Linked DNA regions of Mus musculus: region 1 is linked to region 2. A link is a loop called in an ENCODE intact Hi-C map of the cell type or tissue named here. Cell type or tissue: gastrocnemius. All regions are shown on one strand. Each heading gives the region's core, and the rest is flanking DNA. Links, peaks and the distances in the headings are about the cores only.

Region 1 (11,723 bases), core at 1,750-9,749, 58 kb before region 2:
CACACACACAAACCATCCGTAGCTGGGCCAGCGGGTGCTCTGCATCCCTGCTCATGAGGAAGTGGGAAGATCCCTACCACAGGAAATACAGCCCCAGGAGAACAAGGCCTGCTCCGGTGTTGGGGGTGGGGTGTGGGGGTGGAGGTGGCTTCCGCCTGCACCTCACAAGCCTGAGAAGGTGAGGCAGACAGATGTCCCAACCCATCCTCAGGAGCTGCTCCTACCTCAGCCCTGATCCTCACCTGCAAGCGAGCTTTCAGTAGGACTTAAAGCTGGAGGATGTTCTGATGTTCAGTAAGAAAACCTAAGTGGGGCTAGAGAGAGGACTCGGTAGGTAAGAGGGTGTCCTAGGGTTACTGTTGCTGTGGTGGAACACCATGACCAAAAGCAAGTTGCAAAAGAAAGAGTTCATTTGGTGTACACATAGTCCATCAGTGGAGGGAGTCAGGACAGGAACTCATAGGGCAGGAACCTGGAGGCAGGAGCTGATGCAGAGGCCATGGAGGGTGCTGCTTACTGGCTTGCTCTCCATGGTTTACTTAACCTGCTTTCTTAGAGCACCCTGACCATCAACCCACGGATGGCAACCCATCAGTGGGCTGGGCCCTCCCCCTTCAATCACTAATTAAGAAAAATGCCCTATGGTAGGATCTTATGGAGACAATTTCTCAGCTGAGGTTCCCTATTTTCAGATGACACTGAAACTAGTCATTACAAACATTGAAGAGTATTTTCTGTATAAGTCTGTGTTTGAATCTCAGGACCCATGTAAAAAAGTGCACACTTGGGGGCTGGAGCAATGGCTCAGCTGTTGGAGGCACTGGTGGATCTTCAGAAGATCTGTCTGAGTTTGGTCTCTAGTGCCAACACAGGGCTTCACAACCATCTGTAACTCCAGTTCCAGAGGCTCTGATGCACAAGGCACACACGTGGGACACAGACATAACTCACACAAAGCACATAAGCATAAAGTAAACAGATCCTTTTAAGTGCACACCTGTAGCCCCAGCACCACAGAGGTGCAAAGGCAGAAGGGTTTGCTGGGATTTGATGGTTGCTGACCTAGCTCTAAACCCTGCCTCAAGAGAATGTGGTGAGGAGTGACAGCTTCTACACACACATACACAGGTGTGTGCACTACACACACACACACTACACACACACACACACACACACATCACATACACACTGTCCTATACACATAGAAAACTACACACACATGTACACACACACAGGTGTATGCACTACACACACATGCACCACATCCACTCACACACACCACACACACTCAACACACATACAAACACATACACTACACAGACACACGCACATACCACACACACACACACACACATACTACATACTCTCCTACATAAAACTATACACACACATGTGTATGCATTACACACACATACACCACATTCATTCACACACACACACACACACACACACACACACACACTACACAGACACACATCACATACAAGAAGCCCAAGAACCCACTTATGTGGCAGGCGTATGAGTCACTCACACTCAGTGGCCTCTCTCTGCTCAGGTTTTCTGTACTAAGCTGACAGAAGCAGGGATCCCTCTGGAAGTCACCACCGGCATCTTCTCGAACATCTCTTCCATCTACCGTTTCCATGGGCAGTTCCTCCTGCCCGAGCTGCAGAAGAGGATCACAGAGGAGTGGTAAGCCTGGTCCATGCCCACCCACAGGGACCCTAAACTCCAGTTCGCCTGCCTGGAACCCTGGCAGGTTCTTGGGGGTGGGGTCCTTGTCATGGAGGACTGGGTGTCTCCCTTCCCTTCCAGGCAACCCCAGCTCCATCTCTTCCTGGGTCGTGACCATAACTGATGTCTCTTGAGTTTATGGATCTAGATGAGATTTGACATCTGGAGGGGGAGCAATGCATGATGCTGATGGCTTCGTTTCCCCTCTCTGTCTCTCTGTATCTACCTTTGCTCAGTGTGTGGCTGGGTCACTTTGTCAATCTTCAGAAGCTGCAGAACAGGTTGCACTAGAGCTGGGTGACAAAGTCCATGGCTGGCAGCACAGGCCTTCTCCTTCCATACCCTGGAGGCCCTACCATAAGCTCACAGAGGATTGCCTCAGTCCTGTAATGATGACACACGGCCTCTTGCCTTGCATCTCCAATTGTTCAAGTTATAAAATCAAACCCTGTGCACAGTTTCATAGGAGTACCAAGTGGTGGCTTTGTGTCTGTGCCTTTTTTTCCCCTTTGTTTTTTGTAATTACAAAGGATAAATCTCCAAAAGAGAGTTCTAAGATCGGAAATTATGACGATGGTTTTTCCTGTGGAGGTGTGAACAACATCTATTCACCCAAGACAGGGCACCAGTTATAGACCAATAAATAAATAAATAAATATCCAATCCCAGCTTAGTTGAAACAGTGAGTTTTCTGAGGTTACTTAAGCACTGGGCTTCCTGGAGTGACTTAAAGGTGGCCACAGCAGGGAAGGACTCACAAAAGCGGCATTCCAGGAGTTCCCTCACAGCTTGAGGGCAGCCTGGTGGAGTGGAAAAATGTCTCCTATGCAATTGTGAGTGCTTATATGGCCTTGGGAAGAGGTCCTGTGAATCTTGTAAGTTTCAGGAACTTCCTGAAGTTTCGATCACTTCCTGAGCCTGGTAGGTTTTACTTCCTGAGTTTTATGGAGCCTCCCTTCTGGAGGGGATGTTTTAACATAGAGGAAATAACTGTACAATCATGATTATGATGTTTGCTTCCTAGAGTTTATTTCTTCACTCAGTTTACTCAGAAGTTTTCATCACTGGTCCTGCCAAGTCCTCTTCTCTCCCTGGCTTTGGTGGTAGTGTGTAGACCCACCATTTCTACTCTGTCACTTAGAATGACACTTCACTGACCATCTTTGATAACTGTGGCCTGCCGCTCAAGGACAGCACTATTGCTAAGTCCTTCTCTATGGGCACTGGTCCCCAGCCTGTGCTGTCAATGTGTTTAGAGACAGTGTATGTGGGGGTGGGGTGGGGGATGGGGGAACATTCAGAGAGAGTGACCAATGTGCTTAGCACCATAGGACAAGGCATCAGCACCATGCCACCTAGATTCCTCATCCAGTGACCGTGCTTCTCCACACAGGGATACAAACCCTCGCCTCGGAGACATCCTGCAGAAACTGGCTCCATTCCTGAAGATGTATGGCGAGTACGTCAAGAACTTTGACAGAGCGATGGGGCTGGTGAGCACTTGGACCCAGCGTTCTCCGCAGTTTAAGGATGTCATCCACACCATCCAGGTAGTATGGCATACACACTATTTTTTTTTTAACTTCAAAAAGTTTTTTTTTTTTTTTAAGCATAGTGTCTTAGTTTGGGTTTTATTGCTATGAAGAGACACCATGACCAAGACATCTCTTATAAAAGAAAACATTGAATTGGGGCTGGCTTACAGTTTCAGAGGTTTAGTCCATTATCATCAAGGCAGGAAGCATGGCAGCATACAGGCAGACATGGTGCTAGAGAAGAAGCATAGAGGTCTATATCTTGATCTGAAGGCAGCCAGAAGAGGACTGTCTCTCCCATACTGGGCAGATCTTGAGCATAGGAGGAGACCGCCAAACTCCACCCCCCACAGTGACATACTTCCTCTAACAAGGCTGTATACATCCTCCAATAAGGCCACACCTCTTAATAGTAGTATTTCCCAAAGACCAAGCATATTCAAACCACCACAGACAAAGTCTCAGGCAAGGCACATGCCTTTAATCTCTACACTCAGAAGACAGAGGCAATCAAATCTTTGTGAGTTTGAGGCCAGACCAGTCTATATAGCAAGTTCCAGACCGGACAGCACTACATAGTAAGACCATGTCCAAACAAAACAAAGAACAAAATCAAAAATCCCACCACCACTACAATAACAATAATACAAAGTCTCTAGATCTGGCTGGCTTTGGACTTCCTATGTAGCCAAGGATGACCTTGAACTCTCCAGTCTCCACCTCCTGTGAGCTAGGATTACAAAAGTGTGTACCTCCACACCCAGTTTACAGAGCGTTGGGCATTGCAAGCCTGCGTCAGCATACCTGGGGTTTTCTACATGGGCTCTGGGGTTGCGTTCAGTTCCTCATGCTTGAGCAGCTACACTGTCCCCCAGGCCAGCCCTCTGGAGACACTATGACACTGAACTCTCACATAAGCATGAGCCTCATCTGTGCTGTGGAGATCCATGGACAGCTCTCCCTCCAGAGAGCAGGGCAGTGTTCAGCCTGAGCACAGGCCACTGTTCCTGTCCACATAGAGCAGACCAGGTTCTTGGGTCCAGCAGGTCCTAGGGTGACAAGACACCTCTGGGGTTGGGATGACAGTTTCGTGCATTGGCTACCTCAGTACTACGCAGTCCCTGAACAGTGGGTGCCACCTGGGGATGGTTTCTACTAAACACACCTAAGGTTCTGCCCCTTGGCCTCAGCACAATTCAGACGTTCTCTGCCAAGACCTGATCAGTGTCTACTGACACTGCTATTGCTTCGGTACCTGGAGGGTCGAATCTGGGGCAGGTCTACGGTGCACAGGCTGACCCACAATAGAAAATTCTCCTCCATAAATGTCCACAGCTGAGAAGCCTAGACCTGGACAAAATGGGATCAAATGACCATCTCGTTTCCCTTGGTCTCTGGAGGGAAATGCCTTTGCTTAATCCAAAGCCTATTTTAAATTATAAGCCTTAAAGAAATTCAGACATTTACCAAGGATTTGTAAGGTGATCAACTTAAGGCTAGAGAAAGGAGCTGAGAGCCTGAGTTTGGATGTCTAACACAAGGTAACACAGGTATGGTGGCATGTGTCTGAACCCTAGTACGTGGGGCTGAGGGTAATCATGGAGACAGGTAGTTCTGGGCTGATGAGCAAGCCTAGATGAGATCTAGTTTCAGCCAGAGATACTCATGCACACAGCATACCCAGGAGTAACCACACAAAGAAAGCCTACAGACATCACATTCTGCCCCACTTACCTTTATCTCTAAGCACATACGATGGCCGTTGTCTTTGGAAACTCATCTGCAGACACTGCCGCCCTCATCACCAAGTGTGATGGAGAGTGTCTCCCACACGCCCACGTGGTGACTGAAATCAGGAACCCCACACGACTGTCACAGCACTGTCTCCTCACAGCCCCCACACTCACCAGCTATCCCGGTTGATGCACTTGAAATATTTCTTTGCCTTTTTTCTCTTTGTGGTTCATAAGCCAAACTAGGACACACACTGTTCTCATTATCAGGTCGAGTCCTTCCCTCGAGGACAGGCTCTGCCCTTGTCCTCTTGAGGGAATTGGCTACTGCCTCTTGGTTTTGGGATTATCTGTGGTTTATCCATGATTCAATTTAGGCTGTGCCTCCGTGTGAACTTCGCTGGAGCAAAATCTCCCCTCCTTGCCCCCCCCCCCTGCCTTTATTCTTAAGTTTCTAGCAGGGAGATGCTTTGAAGCCCTGGGAATAGCCAGGAAATAGCTTGCTTGAAATAATTTGTCTGTGTGATGTATGCCTGTGTACATAGGTGTGTGTATGCTCATATTTGCATATGTGCATATCGAGGTCAGATGTCAGTGTTGAGTGTCTTCTATCTCTTCCCATCTGATTTTTGAGGCAGAGTCTTTTGTTGTGACTCTGCTAGGCTAACTGGCCAATGATGTGTGATTATCTCTGCCTCCCCAGCACTGGAGTCTCAAATGAGCACATTACACTCAGACTTCTTTTAAATTTTATTTTATGTGTATGAGTGTTTTGTCTGCATGTATGTTTATGAACTGTGTGCATGTCTGGAGCTCCAGGGTGGTTAGAAGAGGATGTCAGAAACTCTGAAACTAGAGTTTCCTATGGTTGCTAGTCATGTAGTTGTTAGAATTAAGCTTTAAATGTTCTTAACCTTTGAGCCATCTTTCCAGCACCAATACTCAGATTTTTTTTTAACTTAAGTACAAACTTCATTAAAAAAAAAAAAGCCAGGGGTGGTAGTGCATGCCTTTAATCCAAGTACTTGGAAGGCAGAGGCAGGCTGATCTCTGTGAGTTCAAGGCCAGCTTGGTCTATGAATAGAGTCCAGGTTAGCCAGGGATCTGTTAAACAGAGAGACTCTGTCTCCAAAAACAAACAAACCAAAAAAACCAAAACAAAATGAAAACTCATTGTTTAGGGACTGAGAAGATTGCTGGTGGCTAGTGTTTCAGTGTAAGTACAAGGACTGGAGTCCAAATCCCTAGACCCTGTTGGACCCTAGACTGTTCTGGGTCTATCTCCAACAGAAGTTTTGTTCTGGGGCCTGAGGAAGGTGTGGGTGTCTGGGATCCTGAAGTTGCTAGGGGGCAGGGCAGTGGAGAGCAGGAGAAACAGTGGGCTCTCTCAGCTGTCAGCAGGCAGAAGAACCAGGCAGCATGGCAGAAAGACCAAGGTGAGCATAGAGGTAACATATTGCTAGCATTGTCTCAGATAGACTTGTGTGCAGGATGAAGGATGTGAACTGCTGCTGTCTGCAGCAAGAAGGTGCTGAAGTGTGGCAAGGGCCGGGGGAGCTGGAATCTGGAGGGAGGAGGGGTGGTGTAGAGAGCCAGGGACAGTGCAGGGGTAGGGTTGCAGCAGTCACCTGTTCTCTCTGTCATTCATCATGCAGGGACTCTGCAGAAGGACAGCCAGCAGCTTCTAGGCATGAGGACTGATACTGGGGAAGTTAGGCACAGTTAGCCTCCACCTGACAGAGAGGAGATAGGACCTGAAGGGACGAGATAGAATATGAGTCTTAATGACTCCCATGGGAGGAGGCAGTATCTTGACCTTGTTTTCTTCAACCCAAGCCTGCCCACCCAGAGATTTCCAGTTCCTCTATCATTAGGCACCTTTGAGCCTCCATTTCCCCAGCTGTAAGATGTGGTCTATGTCAATCATGTCTTGAAAACCAGGCAGCCTCCAGGGACTGTGGTGGCCAGTAGCAGGGGCAAGATCCTATGGTGACCCTATGTGTGCTCTCTGTCCACCCAGAAGCAGGAGGTGTGTGGGAACTTGACACTGCAGCATCACATGCTGGAGCCTGTGCAGAGGGTCCCCCGCTATGAGCTGCTGCTCAAGGACTACCTAAAGAGGCTCCCCAGGGATGCCCCAGACCGGAAGGATGCAGAGAGTAAGTAGAGGTAGCTGAAGGGCTGGGGAGAGGGGGTCTCTGGAGAAGACTGAGAACCCTGGGCTGAGACACACATGGGAAGGCAGAGGAGAGAGAGATAGAGACAGACAGAAACAGACAGAGATAGAGACAGAGACAGAGCGACTAATAACTAAGAAAGTGATTTAGTCTTTTCCTCTCACCTGGGAGAACCCTATCTGGGGAAGGCACTGCCAAACACTGGCTCCATCCAGACCTGAGGCCCAGCAATGGGCCTATTTTAGGAGTCATGACCAATGTAACTGGCCAGCAGCACAGGGCTGGGTACTGTGTAAGAGAGTTGGGGGTCTCACTTGGTGTTATCCCCAGCAGGCTCAGCAATGGTTCTGGGCCTTGTCCCTTCTTTGTGCCAGATCTCTGGAGCAGTCTGGGCACCCTGAGAAAGGCCAAGTGTAGGAGCAAGGTCTCCCACTGGAAGATGGCATCATCAATGTCAGCCTCTCCAGTGAGAACTTGCTACATTACCACGTTGCCCAGGGCTCACTCAGTTCTCCTCACGCAGGGTCCCTGGAGCTCATCTCCACAGCTGCTGACCACTCCAATGCTGCCATTAGGAAGATGGTGAGTTCAGATTGCTGCAGGGAAGCAAAGACTATGCAGGGAGAGGGAGGAGGTGGACCATATAAGCAAGTGCCTTCACCCCTGGTTCCAGGTGGGCCCCGTCAGTGAGCACATGTATACCAAGACATGCCAAGTGCATATCCCAGTACCCTCTAATAATAAGTACATGCTCAGCCTCTCTCTGTACAAACCAGGTAGGTTTATGCCCACATTCCCAATGCAAGCCAGATGCATGCTCCACCTCCCTGGGACATGCCATAATGACACCTGATTCCTCTATATACCTGCCAGTTCCTGCAAGGTCATAGGTTCTTCCCCACCCTCCAGGGTCCCATGCATCCTGTGCTGTTTGGTCCACTAGCATCTATGCATCCATACAAAGAAGGGCCAGCCTGACCTACCTACTTTTAGGTACACAAGTAGAAATCACAACTCAAAGAACTGGACACCTGAGGGCTAGCAGATTCAGCCCCAGCCAATGTTGCTATTGTCAAAGTCCCTACAGGCTCGGTTCTACGTTGATTAGTGTTGAATTCTAACCAAGAGTTAGAGCCACAAGCTGTTAACTTTATCCCCATTGTACCTTTGGCCATTAGGATTCCCCAACCAGGCTTGAGGAAAGTAACATGTAGATTAGCCCAGTCTGGGTCATAGGGACTCAACTGATTCCTGCATGCTTCAGTTTCCTTGTCTATAAATTGGGGATAGCCATGACATTTATTTCGCAGAGTATGTGTCAGAATTAAATAATTAAAATATGAATGGCGTAGAACAGCCTCTGGCACATAGCAGCAGAGGTTTGTGACTTATTAGTTTCTGAGTAATGAGCTTCTAGTTACCCTTTCATACCCAGCTCAAATGTCTCCCTGTGTTTTCCTCCCTTTTCACTGGAAGTTATTTCATTGTTACAGTGGACTCTGGGTGATGGTTGCAGAGCATGTCTTTGCTCACCTCTGGGTCCATGGCAGTTCCCTAGGTTTTGTGATCTTGCAGGTGCCTGATCTTGTGTCTCTTGCAGGAGAAAATGCACAAGCTCTTAGAGGTGTATGAGCAGCTGGGTGGGGAAGAGGACATCGTTAACCCAGCCAATGAGCTGATCAAGGAGGGCAGCATCCAGAAGTTATCAGCCAAGAATGGCACCACTCAGGACCGACACCTCTTCCTGGTGAGCCAGCCAGCCATGGCACAGAACTTCCTCATCTGCCTTCTCAGACCCTGGATAGAACTGGAAAGATTCAGAAGCACAAGGAGGAGGTTCTTCTGTAGCCTTCCAGATAGGTTTTTTGGGCTATCTCTTGCTAATGACACTGCACTGGTTTCTGCAAGCATCTAATATTTATGTTCCATATATCCAGCATTTCTATTCTTTTTTATCTACCTCGGTTGCAACTAGGGAGTATCCAGCAACCAAAATATAGAGAATTGTAGCCAAACATCAAGATCTCAACTGTCCCCAGAACCATGCTCTGGTTTAGAGGGAGAGAAAAGAAAGGAAGGAGTTATAGTGGGAGATCCATTCAAGTACCTTACATACAGGAAGAGACACAGTTTCTCTTTCTATAGCTACTTTTCCCCCTACCTCCTCCTTTTCTTCTCCTTCCTCCTCTTCTTCCTCTTCTTGGTTCTTCCCAAGGCCTTACATTTGCTAGGCAAATACCTGATCACTGAATTACACTCATAGGCCAGCCTCTATTCTTGAATAAGTAGCTATATCTTTGCAAGTTTCCTTTTTTTTTCACATTCACACACTCAGGATATGTTTATTATTTTTTATTTTTTATGTATATAAGTACAATGTAGCTGTCTTCAGACACATCATAAGGGGGCATCAGATCCCATTTCAGATAGTTGTGAGATGCCATGTGGTTGCTGGGAATTGAACTCAGGACCTGTGGAAGAGCAGTCAGAGTTCTAAACCACTGAGCCATCTCTCCAGCTCTGCAAGTTTCTATGACATACCTAGCCACAGTTTCTTGTCTGAATAATAGCACTACATATGGGGTTCATCTTGTGGAATGGAGCTTAAATCCAATCAGAAAGTGATTGGTCACTCCCATGACATTCATGCCTCTATTGTATAATCGGGTGTGTCTTGCTGGGCCAGTTGTTATTGTAACTTACAGGGTTCACATCTGGGTATGATGTATGCTTATGTCTCTCCTCTGGTTAAATGTATAGCATCTTTCAACACTATAGAAGCTATCCAGTGGGGTTGAAGCTTTTGGGTCAGTTCTGACTTGAATTCTCCATGTTCTATGACTAAATATGTGGTATTTGCAGCAGTAGCATCTTATCACCAAGCTCTGGAGGGTAACCAAGAACATTAGCAGTAGCCTGTACTATTTGGTGTTTATGGGATCTCAATGGCCAACAACTCCAAAAGACATAACCCTTTCCTGGAACTGGGATTTTGTTTGTTAGTCTCTGGTATCTAGTGGGACCATTGCTGTCCATGATAGGCTGGGAATATGCTTCTTGAGCATTGTGCTTAAAGGCGTGTGTGCATCTTTTAAAATTATATGTTTTACTTTATGACATTAAATAAAGTTTATATGGGTCCCTTGTGAGGGGCTCCCTGTGACACCACTCCCCATGACATCTTTCTTACAGTTCAACAATGTGATGCTCTACTGTGTACCCAAACTGAGGCTCATGGGCCAGAAGCTAAGTGTACGGGAAAAAATGGACATCTCTGATCTCCAGGTGAGTGGGTCCCTCTCTCCTCTTACGCCTTGGAAGGGGTACAATAAGGGATAACTTTGAAGGCCACCTCTGAGGCTCAGAGAATTCTGAGACAACATCTTGGTCCTGGTATACTAGCCTTGAGTGGGCAGTGTTCCCCATGGTCTTAGAGTATACTTTCTGCCAAGTCCCTGATGACCTCAGGTTGAAGAGAATAGGAGGCTAAGACTAAAGTTTACAGCCATGGGGGTCACATAGACACAAGGTAGGCTGTCACTTCGTGAGGACAGGACTTAAGACCCAGTTAAAGATCTAGAAGTGAAACTCGGGTGATAAATTCAGAATGGAGTGTGAGCCTATTCTTCTGGCCTGTGGTTTTGTGCTCATGGAAGAGTGTTAAATCTGAGAGCCTACAAGGACATGACACTACTCCATCAATTCTGTCTGGGTGCACACCTTTAAACTCACCACGCACCTGCCCATGTGGGCTCAAGCACCTGCTGAGGGACAGAGTCAAACATCTTATATGATCTTCATCCCTCCCAAGGGGTGTGTGGCTGTGCTAGGAGGCAAAGCCCTGCATGCTGGAAGGGAAAGGCTGGGTCAGGGCTGCCTGGGGACAACTACTAAAGGAGGCCTGATGGGCAGGTACATTTGCCAAGCAGCAGTCTAAACACAGAGCCTGAGGCCCAACTCTGTATGGGCAAGACCAGTGGTCTGCTCTTCTCCTGAGCCTCAGAATCCCCACGTTATAGATCTGGGAGCCTGTAGAGTCACTCTGATACTTCCATGGGATAAATAAATAAATAAATAAATAAATAAAAAACCACTGATTCACAGAGCTTGGATGTGTGTTAAAGACCAGCTAACATGGTGACCTGTACTCATTTGCTCTGTTCTGTGTTCTGTGTTCTACAGGTACAAGATATTGTGAAACCAAACGCAGCCTGCACGTTCATCATAACAGGAAGAAAAAGGTCCCTGGAGCTTCAGACTCGGTATGGCACAGCAGCTGCAGCTGCAGGAACATCTTTAACCAGAGACTATAGCGGATCGTTTCTTTTACTGAATGCAATAACCTTTCAATATATTCAGTGTGTGTATGTGTGTGTGTGTGTGTGTGTGTGTGTGTCTGTGTCTGTGTCTGTGTCTGTGTCTGTGCGCGTGCACATGTGTGCGCACAAATGTTTAAATCAAAGATGGGAAGATGTCTCAGTAGGTAAAGAGCTTGGCACATGGCACGAGGACCTGAGTTCAGATTCCTAGCACTCACATAAAAA
Region 2 (11,723 bases), core at 1,295-9,294:
AGGCTAAGGTAAAAAGATCACTTTTGAGCTGGAGGCTAGCCTACATAGCAAGACACCCCTCCCCCCCATCTCAAACAAACGAAAAAACCCAACCTAAACCCCACCGCAGCTCAGTGGTAGAACCCTTACCTAACATCATGTGGCTGGGAGTTCAATCTCCAAGTCAAAGCTATCACAGTCATCTGGAAGCCAGCAACTTGTCAAATCAGATCTATAAACGCCAGCCCTGCCAGGCATGATGACACATTCTATTAATCCCAGCACGCAGGAGGCAGACCAGCCTGCTCTACATAGTTCCAGGATAGCCAGAGCTATGTAGAAAGAAACTGAGGTCCCAAAAAGCCATGCCACGACCAGGGTTCTTTTAAAGAGACTCTGAGACATTTTAAGCAGATATAGTTTTGCACACTAGAATATGAAAATATTTTTAAATATTTATTTATTTTATGTGAGTGCACTGTTGCTTTCTTCAGACACACCAGAAGGAGGCATTAGATACCATTAAAGATGGTTGTAAGCCAGCATGTGGTTGCTGGGAATTGAACTCAGAACCTCTGGAAGAGCAGCCAGTGCTCTTAACCGCTGAGCCATCTCTCCAGCCCTGAAAATATATTTTTTAAAGATTTATTTATTTCTATGTATGTGAGCACATTGTGGTTCTCCTCGGACACACTAGAGGAAGGCATCGGATCCTATTACAGATGGTTGTGAGTCACCATGTGGTTGCTGGGAATTGAACTCAGGACCTCTGGAAGAAGAGCCAGTGTTCTTAACCACTGAGCCATCTCTCCAGCCCAGAATATGAAATTATTAAAAGTACTTTCAGCAATACAGGTAGCCACCTCACCATCCTCTGGGGCTGTAATCCCAGCAACTCGCCACAAGTCAGAGGCAAGGCAGAGCATGGCAAGTGCAAGCCTAGCGTGATTTACATAGTAAGACTGTCTTTTAAAATATAAAAATGAAAACTAAAAACAGACCCTAACTTGTTGGCCTCAGACCTCACTCTGAAGGGAATGATTGGTTCCAGCGAGCTATGTATGTGTGCACACAATGCATTCCTGGTTGGAGATGCCTCATAATTTACATCATTTAAGATGAATTTTGAGTTCACTGTATCTTAGACTCCGGGGTTCTCTCTCACTTCAGAGTCCCAAGTTTGTCTTGGCCAATGAAGAGTATATCTCCTGCAGTGCAGTGAGATATTTCTGTGTGTAAACCTGTTTGCCACAGAGCCTGGTAGCTCAATCCTCCAGAGCCACATAGGGGAAAGAAAAGTCAACTCCTGCAGGTTACCTTCTGACTTTACATGTACACCATAGCACATGCGTATCCCATCCATCCCTTAGAAGGAGGGCTAGAGAGACAGGCCAGCAATTAAGAGTGAACACTGCTCTCAGAGAGGATCCCTGCTTGGTGCCTGCCTCATAACCCTCTGTAGCTCCAGCTTCATGGAATCCAAAGTCCTTTTCTGGTTTTGGTGGGCACTTGAACTCACGTGCACACACCCATGATGTTTAAAAAATTATACATGCGTGTAGCTCCCACAATTTGGGATATGGCCTGTCTCTGGCCATTGAGAAAAGTTAACTTTGTCCCGTCTCCTTCTGGAGGTATGAAAGACATGTTGACCCATGAGTAAGAGCCCGGAGAAGTAGGCAAGAGAAAGCTGGCACAGCTGCCCTTAGACTCAGATATTCCTTGCCTAGTGACGCCATGGTTATAATTTTTTCACATAAACAACCATATACCTGATAGAATGAATGTGTATGTATGTGTGTGTGTGTATATATATATATGCATGTATATGTATATACACCTACACACACACGCATATATACATACCCATACCAGCTAAAAAAGACACTGGGTATTTTACATTCTCAGGTATTACGTGGACACCATTGTCCCGATGCCCTTGTGTTCTGCAGATTTCCAGGGTCAGAGGTCAAGGGTAGTGGCATGTAGGCAGGCAGGCTCAGTGCAATATTCTGTAGGCCCTATGGCTTCAGCCCCAGGTCAGGTCTGCTTTGCCATAGTGCATCTAGATACTGGTCCCAAACAGCTCAATTTCCCCAGAACTTCAGTCTATCAACCAGGGTTTGGATGGACAGCAAAAGGCTCTGGGTTCTTCTAAGGAACCACTGGTTCATGACCTCTGGTGGCAATCAAGATGGCAGAGGCTAGACACCCCACAATTTGGTGAATAAAATGTTTTTTTTAATATTTAGTTATTTTTATCTGTATGAGTGTTTTGTGTGAATACCATACATGTGCCTGGTGCCCACAGAAATCAGACAGGGGCACTGGATCTCCTGGGGTGGAGCTTACAGACAGTTGTGAACCATGCCAGGAACTAAGGAAGGTTCTCTGCAAGAGCAGCAGGTACTTTAACTGACAAGCTGTTCCTCTGGCCCCAGCCTCTCTTAACGTTCAGTTTGAGGCACTGTCTCATTATGTGGTTGGCTAGTCTTGTATTCATAGCCTCCTGCCTCCGTTTCCCTAATAGCTGAGATGATCATTGCAAGTCACCATGGACCCTGTACTATATTGGTCTTTAGTTTGTGAGATGGGGGGTCTTACTGCCTTGCCCAGGATAGCCTCCAGTTTGTGGGCTCAAGAGATTACCCTACTTCAGTCTATAAAGTAGCAGGGACCACCTTTACTTGTGCACCACACCAACACAGTTTGCCCAGCTCCTACGCCTCTGTCGTAGTCAGGGGTTCTATTCCTGCACAAAACATCATGACCAAGAAGCCAATTGGAGAGGCAAGGGTTTATTCAGCTTACACTTTCCTATTACTGTTCATCATCAAAGGAAATCAGGACTGACTGGAACTCAAGCAAGTCAGGAAGCAGGAGCTGATAGGGAGGCCATGGAGGGATGCTGCTTACTGGCTTGCTTCCCCTGGCTTTTTCAGCTTGCTTTCTTGTGGAGCCCAGGACCACCAGCCCAGGAATGGCACCACCCACAATGGGCCCTCCCACCCTTGATCACTAATTGAGAAAATGCCTTACAGCTGGATCTCATGAAGGCATTTCCTCAAGGGAGGCTCTTTGCTCTGTGATAACTCCAGCTTGTGTCAAGTTGACACAAAACCAGCCAGTACAACCCCTAACCCTCTTTTTGAGACTTTGTTTTCATGAAGCCCAGATATCCCTAAATTGATTACCCTGAACTAACAACCTTCCTGTCTCTACATTCCAAGTGCTACAATTATAGGCACACGCTATCACATCCAGTTTATGTATTTCTAGGGATCAGAACCGGGGTCCCTTCTAGGAAGACGCTCTCTAATGAACCACATCCTCAGTTCTCTGGTTCCCTAACAAGGCTGAAAAGTATTCCAACATTTCCTGTGCCACATTCGGTTGCTGCTATCATCCACTAGCAGACCCGTGAGTGGATTCAACCTCTCGGTTACGACATGTGATGCTGCCACATCACATGTGTGGCCATGTTTCTTTTGAGACTCAACTTTCTGTTCTTTTGTTTATCTTTATCTAGAGAATTGACAAACCAGGACAGAGCTCTGTAAGCCCACCCTAACCCCAAGACACCATCCCTCAAACTTCGAGTTCACAACTGCGCGGCCTGCACATCCTTACGTGATCTTTGAGTGGCTTCCTGATATGACTCCTATTGCTGGACCCCTTGCTTCAACTCCAGCTACACTGGACACCTCACAGATGCAGAGGCCACTCTTGGATCCAGCATGTACTGTAGAACACTTCCCCAGTTATCCCATAGCACCTCGCTTCAGCCAGCTCAGTGCTCTGACACAGCCCAGTGGGGGAGCACTTGTGAGTCTGCACAAGGCCCTGTGTTGTAAACTCAGTACTGTGTATGCATGCACGGACAAGAATCACTTATCTCTGTTGTTTTGTAGGTGTATAAACTGAGGATAGGACCACTCTGTGGTACAGTTAAAGGGAAGAAGGATGCTATTGTAGATTTGCGAGAGAGCAGCCAGAGGCATCTGGAAGAGTCCAGAGCAGAAGAGAAATAAGTAGACTGAATGTGGCCAGCAGACTGGACCTGGCCAAGGCTATCTGGGAGAGAGGGGAGAATACCAGGGAGAGAGGGTGGGGAGAGAGAAGCCTGTGAGCTGAAAGGAGTTGAGTAGGGTAGGTCATGGGAAGGATGCTCACTAGGATGCTAGCCTGGACTTTGAAATGTGTAAAAAGTAGGTGCGGTACTCTGCCTGGCGGCCAGCAGGAGTGTTGATATGCTAATAGGCACCACAGACAGCCCTCTGTTCCTTCTGCCCGGGGTAAGGGAAGTGGCTCCTTCTGGTAGATGGGAACCAGCTTCAAGTTCCTCCATCAGAAATCTTCCCAGAGTCCAGGGGGAGCCCGCTGGACTGCCTTTTGGAGTTTCTATATATGATATATAGATCTATAGGTATATGACAGATGTTTTCAGCACCATGAGAGGTACTGAGCCTGTGATTATGATAATGGTAGCCAGAGTTTTATTAAGGCTAGATTAATAGCTTAGCAGAGCTACATTAATACATTAAACTCTGAACTTTTGATGTCTTACTACCATGAATCATCTTTAAGTCTCTTTTTAAAACATACCTTAAATCACTTTCTGGGACCTTTACCACTTGCATTTACATCCGTAAATCACTTCCTTAGACATCCACAACTCATATTTACATACCTGTTTCACTTCCTGAGACTCTCATAACTTAAACTTTAAACCCCCCCCCCTTTTTTTCCATTCAATCATTTAACCACAAGACATGGGTAGTTGATGATCGAGAGTAGTCACTGAAATGCAAGTTCCTTTAATAAAGGAATTGTTAAAAAATAAAACTTTAGTAATAGTAGAATGGTAGCTTGAGTTTGGTTTTACACTGAAACCTGTTTTTCTATGTAACACCCGTCAGCAAGGTAAACCTGTCCATGAGCCTGCCTTTCTCAGGAGACCTAGTAGTAGCTCTAGAAACAGCAAGGCCTGAATTTTACAAATGAGAGTTTTACATATAGACAAGGCAGCTGCAGTGTGGGGCATTGGGCTGTTCACAGACAGCCTGGTCCCCAGTCGAACAAAGGTCTGGAACCCTGGTGACCCAGTGGGTGGTGATTTCCACCTGCAGGGGAGATCGGCCAGGCCTCCTGGGTCCCCCGGTTCCGTCATGTAGCTACAGCCTCCCACAGCCCCCCACAGAGAGGCATGTGGCCATCAGTCACATAGAAGCAGAACCAAGCCCTCCCACTTGCAAATAAGATTTCCACAAAGCTCTCAGATCAAACCAATCAGAAGTACCTGTTGTCAGAACCTTACCCACCCCAAAACTGTATATACGAATCCTAATCCGGAAGGATTAAAGGTGTGCAAGAGCTGCTCCGTCATCCAAGCCTTTTGTCCTAAGAGCTGTCACTTGGGAAGAGCTCTGATCTCCGGAAGTGCCACCTGAAGCTCCACTGCACTCCTCACTTGCTAGTCCGCCTCTCATAGGAGTAAACAAGTAACCTGGAAGGCAGGCAGAGACGGAGGTGGAGCCAACGGCAGCAGCAGAAGCGTTGGAAGACTTCCCATCCCTGCCTGTACTTGCTTGGCTTCGCTGGAACTCTCTCGCACCAGGCGGGGCCAGAGATCTCCGTGTAAGCCCCTGGTACACAGATCCACACTGCAACCTTGGCATGAGGAGCAGTCTGGCAGAGGTCTGCTAAGCTGATGAAGCTACAGCTTGCTATCAACACCATCATAGAGATGTGAGAAGGATAAGTTTGACTATAATCCAAATGGTCTCTGTATCATTTAAAATGACAGAGACTTACCCTCTACCTAGACAGCCAGCCATGGATTGTCCAGGGTGATCTTGATGGCTCTGTCCCGGGCAGAGGCCATCAGTCTTGAACTGTTACACAGGATAGCATTAAGTCCTCTGGTTACACACAGGCTAGCATCAGCCTTCAGATGCCAGACCTAGAAGAGCTGAGAGATTTTTCTCTGGAGGAGGAACTTGGGAAAACTGACTTATTTTTATAACGCAGGGTTAGACAATCAACTCAACATGTCCACAGTTGGTCTAGGGCTCTTGCAGCAGACTAAACATGGGGCTGACCCAACATTCAATATCAGCACCGTTGAAGTAAACTCCAGTCCATTGCTGCCCATCTTCTTTAGAAATAACCTCAGCTCCTGCTACCAGAGGTTGGTATTTCTACCTATCAGGGGAAGCCTTTTTCATTAAACACCTTGAAGGCCATATTCAGCAGATCTCTCTGGGGAGCTTAAGGGACAACATCTAATGGATTAAGTGTACCTGGTTTTAAACAAACACTTATTTGTTTTTAGTTACCTTCTTCAGGCTTAACCTTGCCAGTATATACATACAGAAGGCTAAAATTTTTCCCTTAGCAGGACAACAAGCATAGTTCTGAGCACGTTAAAGAATTTCATCATGTATAAGGTGACTGACCATCGACTTGCATGTCTCATTACCTTTAACAGTTTACAACACGTTAGTAGCTTTTATAAGATTAGGATTTTATAGTTTTATTCTTGTTAAGTTTGAACCTTCAAATTTTTGAATAAGATCCTTTAGCATAAAAATAAAGCTTTAAGCCACATGTACTCCACCAGCAGGCTGGGAAACTGACTTCCTGATCTTTTAGAGGTGTAACCATTACAGAATATCACATATTCTTGTATGACTCACTTTATCCAAATAGCTAAAACCTAACAAAGTTAGCGAAGTCAAAGAGGTCAGACACATCTTCAGCTCAGTTTCTGCTAGCCTGAATAGACCTTAGGAATTCATAAACCTTAATTATCAAACATATCATTCATCAAACATATGTTGTTTCTTACCTGAAATTTTCTAGAAGCCTGGTGTTGGACACAGTTAGCAGAGTCATGAAGTGGATAGACATCCATCTTGAGTCACTTTCTGTTCACCTGAGGAGACATTTATAACCTGAGGAATTCATAAACCTTAATCAAACACTTGTAGCTAGGAAGTTCTATTTTCCAAATACAAGAATTGAATCTAAGTAACATATGCAGTATGCCGTAGCAAATTAAGATTGCCTATGTATAGATTTTTTAAAAAATCTATGGACACTTTTTGTTACAAGTTTTAAGCTGACTTGTTACGGATTTTACAGATTTTAAAATCCTAGCCATGGCGGGGAGCATTTAAATTAAATCCCAGCATTTAGGAGGCAGAGGCAGAGGCAGGAGGATTTCTGGGTTCGAGGCCAGCCTGGTCTACAGAGTGAGTTCCAGGACAGCCAGGGCTACACAGAGAAACCCTGTCTCAAAAAACAAACAAACAAAAAAGTCCTAGCCATGGCTAGAGATAAAGTAAGTTCTTAGAGAGAGGAGAGGGAGAGAGAGAGAGAGAGAGAGAGAGAGAGAGAGAGAGAGAGAGAGAGAGAGCTGGCAAGACAGCAACCAAGGGCAGAATAGGGGGAGGGGTGGCAAAAGAGAGCAAGCTCCAGGAGTGAACTGAGGATATGTGGGGAGGGGGCTTAAGGATAGGAAAGAGAAGAGTGTCCTGGTGACAAGAATTCCTATCTGGGATGTCCTCAACCAGACCAAGAGTCTTGTCAGAGAGGAGTGTCCCAAATCACAAAGGAGAGGCACCCCTTTCCGTAGGATGGATGCTCAGTAGGATGAAAGACGCTGCCTGGTGCATCAGTGTAACTTCTGTAGCATGAGGAAGCTCCAGAAGCTGACAGAGACAGAGCAGGTGACTCCAAAGTGACACCAGGAGAGAGAAGGTGGAGAGAAGCAGCAGCTGAAGAGGTGAACTCTAAAATTTGGAGTTCAGTATGGCAGGCAGAAGAAGCCAGCAGAAGCAAACTACCTGTAACTTAGGAGAGCCAAATCAGCTGCTTAGTTCAGTTAGGAGAGGGTGAAAAGGGGTCCATTTGTGCTCCTCCCAGGTCTTGATACCATGAGTATCAACTGACATGACTGTTCCAAGGTATGGTGAAGGGAAAGGTTTTTATTGTCGATTTGAGAGAGAACAGCCAGAGACATCTGGAAGAGTCCAGAGCAGAGAGAATGAAGTAGACTGAATGTGATCAGCAGACTGGACCTGGCCAGGGAGAGAGGCAGGAGCTGAGGAGTGGGAGAGGGTGAAGGAGAGAGAGAGAGAGACAGAGAGACAGAGAGACAGAGAGACAGAGAGACAGAGAGACAGAGAGACAGAGAGAGACAGAGACAGAGAGAGACAGAGAGAGACAGAGAGAGAGAGACAGAGAGAGAGAGAGAGAGAGAAAGACAGAGAGAGAGACAGAGAGACAGAGAGAGAGACAGAGAGATAGACAGAGAAACAGAAAAAGAGAAACAGAGAGAGAGAAACAGAGAGAGAGAGAACATAGTGAAAGATAGCTGTTATAAGGTGAATGAGGGGCTGGAGAGATGGCTCAGCGGTTAAGAGCATTGACTGCTCTTCCAGAGGTCCTGAGTTCAATTCCTAGCAACCACATGGTGGCTCACAACCATCTGTAATGGAGATTTGATGCCTTCTTCTGGTGCATCTGAAGACAGCGATAGTATACACCCATATACATAAAATAAATAAATGTAAAAATAAAAATAAAAAATAAGATGAATGAGTAGCTGTGGGTAGAGAACTTGTGAGCTGAAGCAAGCTGAGAAGGGTAGGTCATGGGAAGGATGCTAGCTAAGATGGACTCTGAAATGTGTAAAAGGTACTTGTGATACTCTGGCAAGCCTGTGGCCAGCAGGAGCTTTGATATGCTAATCAGAGGTGCCTTTTGCCAGAGGTAAGGGAAATGACTTCTTTTGGTAGATAGGATCCATCTTCTCAAGTTCCTCCACTAGAAATCCTGTAGTCCAGACTGAGCGTTCTGGGATGACTTTTGGAGTTTGGAGAAAAGGAGTTGCCTTTGGGGGCTGGAGAAATGGCTCAGAACGTTAAGAGCCCTGACTGCTCTTCTGGAGGTTCAATTCCCAGCACGCACGTGGTAGCTCACAACTATTTATAATGAGATCTGGTGCCCTCTTCTGGTCTGCAAACACACATGCAGGCAGACCGCTATAAAAGAAAAAGGAAGGGAAGGGAAAGGAAAGGAAAGGAAGGGAAAGGGAAAGGGAAAGGGAAAGGGAAAGGGAAAGGGAAAGGGAAAGGGAAAGGGAAAGGGAAAGGGAAAGGGAAAGGGAAAGGGAAAGGGAAAGGGAAAGGGAAAGGGAAGGGAAGGAAAGGAAAGGAAAGGAAAGGAAAGGAGAGTTCCCTAACAGTGGGGTCAGAGTTCAGGCCCAAGGTCTCATGATGCCATAGTCAAATGTCAGCTGGCTAGGTAGTCTCATCTGAAGCCTCAACTGGGGCTAAAGATCCACTTCCAAGCTGACTCCCTCACCAGAGTTGGTACTGGTTGGTGGCTGGGACCCAAGGACTTCTTGTTCAACCTTACAACTGCAGCTGCTTCTCCAAAGAATATACCCCCCTCCAAATGATCCTGCCTGCCTGAAAAGTCATACAATCTCCCCCAAGCTACACATGTGTCACATGGACGATCCTGGTTCCTTGTGGAGGGAAGCCACACATTATTATGACCATACCACAAGGCTCGGCGGAGCCATCTTGCATGCTGACAACCTCTTGAAGCATTTTCTGCCTCTTGCTCTGACTCAACGTCATAGCAATCATTAGCACCTACACAGAGGTGTGTCTGTGACCTCGCATTTGTGTGTGTGTGTGTGTGTGTGTGTGTGTGTGTGTGTGTGTAGAGGGGAAGGGTGGTCCTTGTGATCTGGTTCTGGCTTCAGCATTTAGGAGATATTTATTGAATAAATTAAGAGATAAATGAATGGGTGGTGTCCTCTGGCCACATGAGAATGTAGAGGATGTCCTATCTTTTGCATAAAGGCCCTCTCGAGCCACCATTGCCTGTTCATATGGTCATGTTCACCTTCAGCCATGCAGACCACCCATACCCAAGGATCATGTACCCTACCTCCAGCTTGGGGACACTTTGTCTAGCTTCATCCTCTCAGAAAGGCCCAATAGCCCTGTCATACAGTATGTGTTCTTATCTTTCTGTCCCAAACCTCAGTTATACACTGTATTGTTAATATACATTCATTAAATGACTACTGAACAAATGCTAGCCATGTGGTGTGTATAGGGAATCATCCTCAGGAGGTGACAGTGCTCTGGAGTTGGGAGCACGGTGTCATGTGAGATGGTCTCAGAGATCACACGAGGTGGTAATATCGGGGCTGAGACCAAGCCCACAGTAGAGAGGACGTTCAGTGGGGATCTCAGAGGAACAGTATGGGAAGGAAGCCCAGACGCACGAAGGCCTGGAAAAGACAGGAACCACTGGAGAAACAGGAAGGACATAACCCCCAGGTAGCAGTCCACCTTACAGTCATAGCTCCTGTGGCTGCCATGTAAAGTGCAGCTGTGGGGACAGGAGAGGAAAAGAAGCCAGTGAGGAAGTAGCTGCCACCATCCAGGTTAGAAATGAAACGGCGACCACAGAGGTGGGAAATGGGCTGGATATCTGGAAGAGAGAGCTAACAGATGAGGAAGGGGCACGGAAGGGGCTAGGTATAAGGAGGGGGTGGTGAAAAGTGGGGCTGGCTTCACTTTTCTGGTACAAATTACCCTAAAGAGAATGAGCGTCTCTGTGCAACTTTTAAAGTTTCTTGCTCTCATACAGCAGACTCTCCTCAAAATCACTCTTCCTGCCCCAGCTCTCCGAGTTCTGGGATCATGCTTATTTTCTGATATTTGTCATGGTTACAGAATGGGACTGCCAGGATGAGATCTTGACACTGACTCTTGCTTGACCAAACTTTAGTTGGGTTCCTAGGCTAACTACATCTCCTTGTTAAGTTTAGATTGAACAAACGCCCCCCTGTGTGAGATTACCACCCTCCCTCTATATAGGATGGAGTTCCTCCTCCACACTGTCTTCCTATGCGTCTGACCACCTTGGCCTGCCCTCAGCAAGACTACGGGAGGTCACCGTCTCAGCCTGCTTTCTCTGGCTGTAACTGTTTACCGCAGATGAGATAGCTGGTGTTCATGTCTGGGTAGCTTAGTTTACATATTGGGAGCATGGAGCCAGTGTCTTCAAGACATCTGACAAGGGTCTTTCTGCTGGACAGCTCAGTGGAGGACATAGTGAGAAGCAGTAAGCTTTCCTTCATTACAAAGCCATTCCTCATACCCCACTAATCCCCTAATCCATTAGTTCACAGATGGATGAATCCATTGGTGAGGGCAGAGCCTTAATCACCTCCTGTCAGTCTAACCTGGTCACACCTCATTTGTGGATTAAACCGAATGTGTTTGAGCCGTGAAACTCAAACCCTCACAGTTAGGCTAGCCAGAATCTCCCTTACACTTTGTGTGTTTGTGTGTGTGCATACTTGAGTGTGCACAAGATGTGGCTGGTGCGTGTAGAGACCAGAATTTGCAGTTCGGATTTTTATATGGGTACGGTGGATTTGAACTCAGTTCTTCAAGACTTGTGGAGCAGGCAGACTTATCTCCCCAGTCCCATCACTCTAGATGTTGCCTTCCTTTTTATTTTGTGATACAGTCTCATCTCTCCCAGCTAACCTTAAACAATGTAGCCAAGGAAAACTTTGAATTTCTCCTCTACCTGCCTCTGCCTCCTGAATACTTGGATCACAGGTTTGTGCTGCCATGACTAGTTTATTTGGTGTTGGAGTTCTATCTAACCCAGAGCTTCATATACGTTAGGCGAGCAAGTAA

The links. A loop is a pair of places that touch in the nucleus more often than their neighbours do. Peaks named below come from ENCODE experiments on the same cell type or tissue, not always from the same donor. Only the 100,000 strongest peaks of a DNase experiment are listed, where the experiment ranks them.
Region 1: a loop joins it to region 2, with 2.2 times the contacts of the local background. A loop is called at or near these places in 3 of 42 quality-filtered maps.

What each region holds. Positions count from the first base shown.
Region 1 is chr13:49,277,255-49,288,977 of GRCm38, reverse strand. It overlaps Fgd3 (FYVE, RhoGEF and PH domain containing 3), which reads left to right. Exons shown (of 18, transcript NM_015759.2): 5 at 1,556-1,692; 6 at 3,128-3,284; 7 at 7,023-7,161; 8 at 7,703-7,761; 9 at 8,780-8,926; 10 at 10,372-10,464; 11 at 11,362-11,441. Among named protein-coding and RNA genes, the nearest start is that of E030007A22Rik, 25 kb to the right of the region's middle. In gastrocnemius, for the core only: no CTCF peak of the experiment used is centred there; no DNase peak of the experiment used is centred there; H3K27ac peaks cover 398 bases.
Region 2 is chr13:49,218,339-49,230,061 of GRCm38, reverse strand. It overlaps Gm52024 (a long non-coding RNA gene), which reads right to left and starts at 5,562. Exons shown (of 3, transcript XR_003950517.1): 1 at 5,301-5,562; 2 at 130-226. In gastrocnemius, for the core only: a CTCF peak has its summit at 8,983 (motif pointing left); DNase peaks (open chromatin) are centred at 2,362, 5,136 and 5,591; H3K4me3 peaks cover 963 bases; H3K27ac peaks cover 1,080 bases.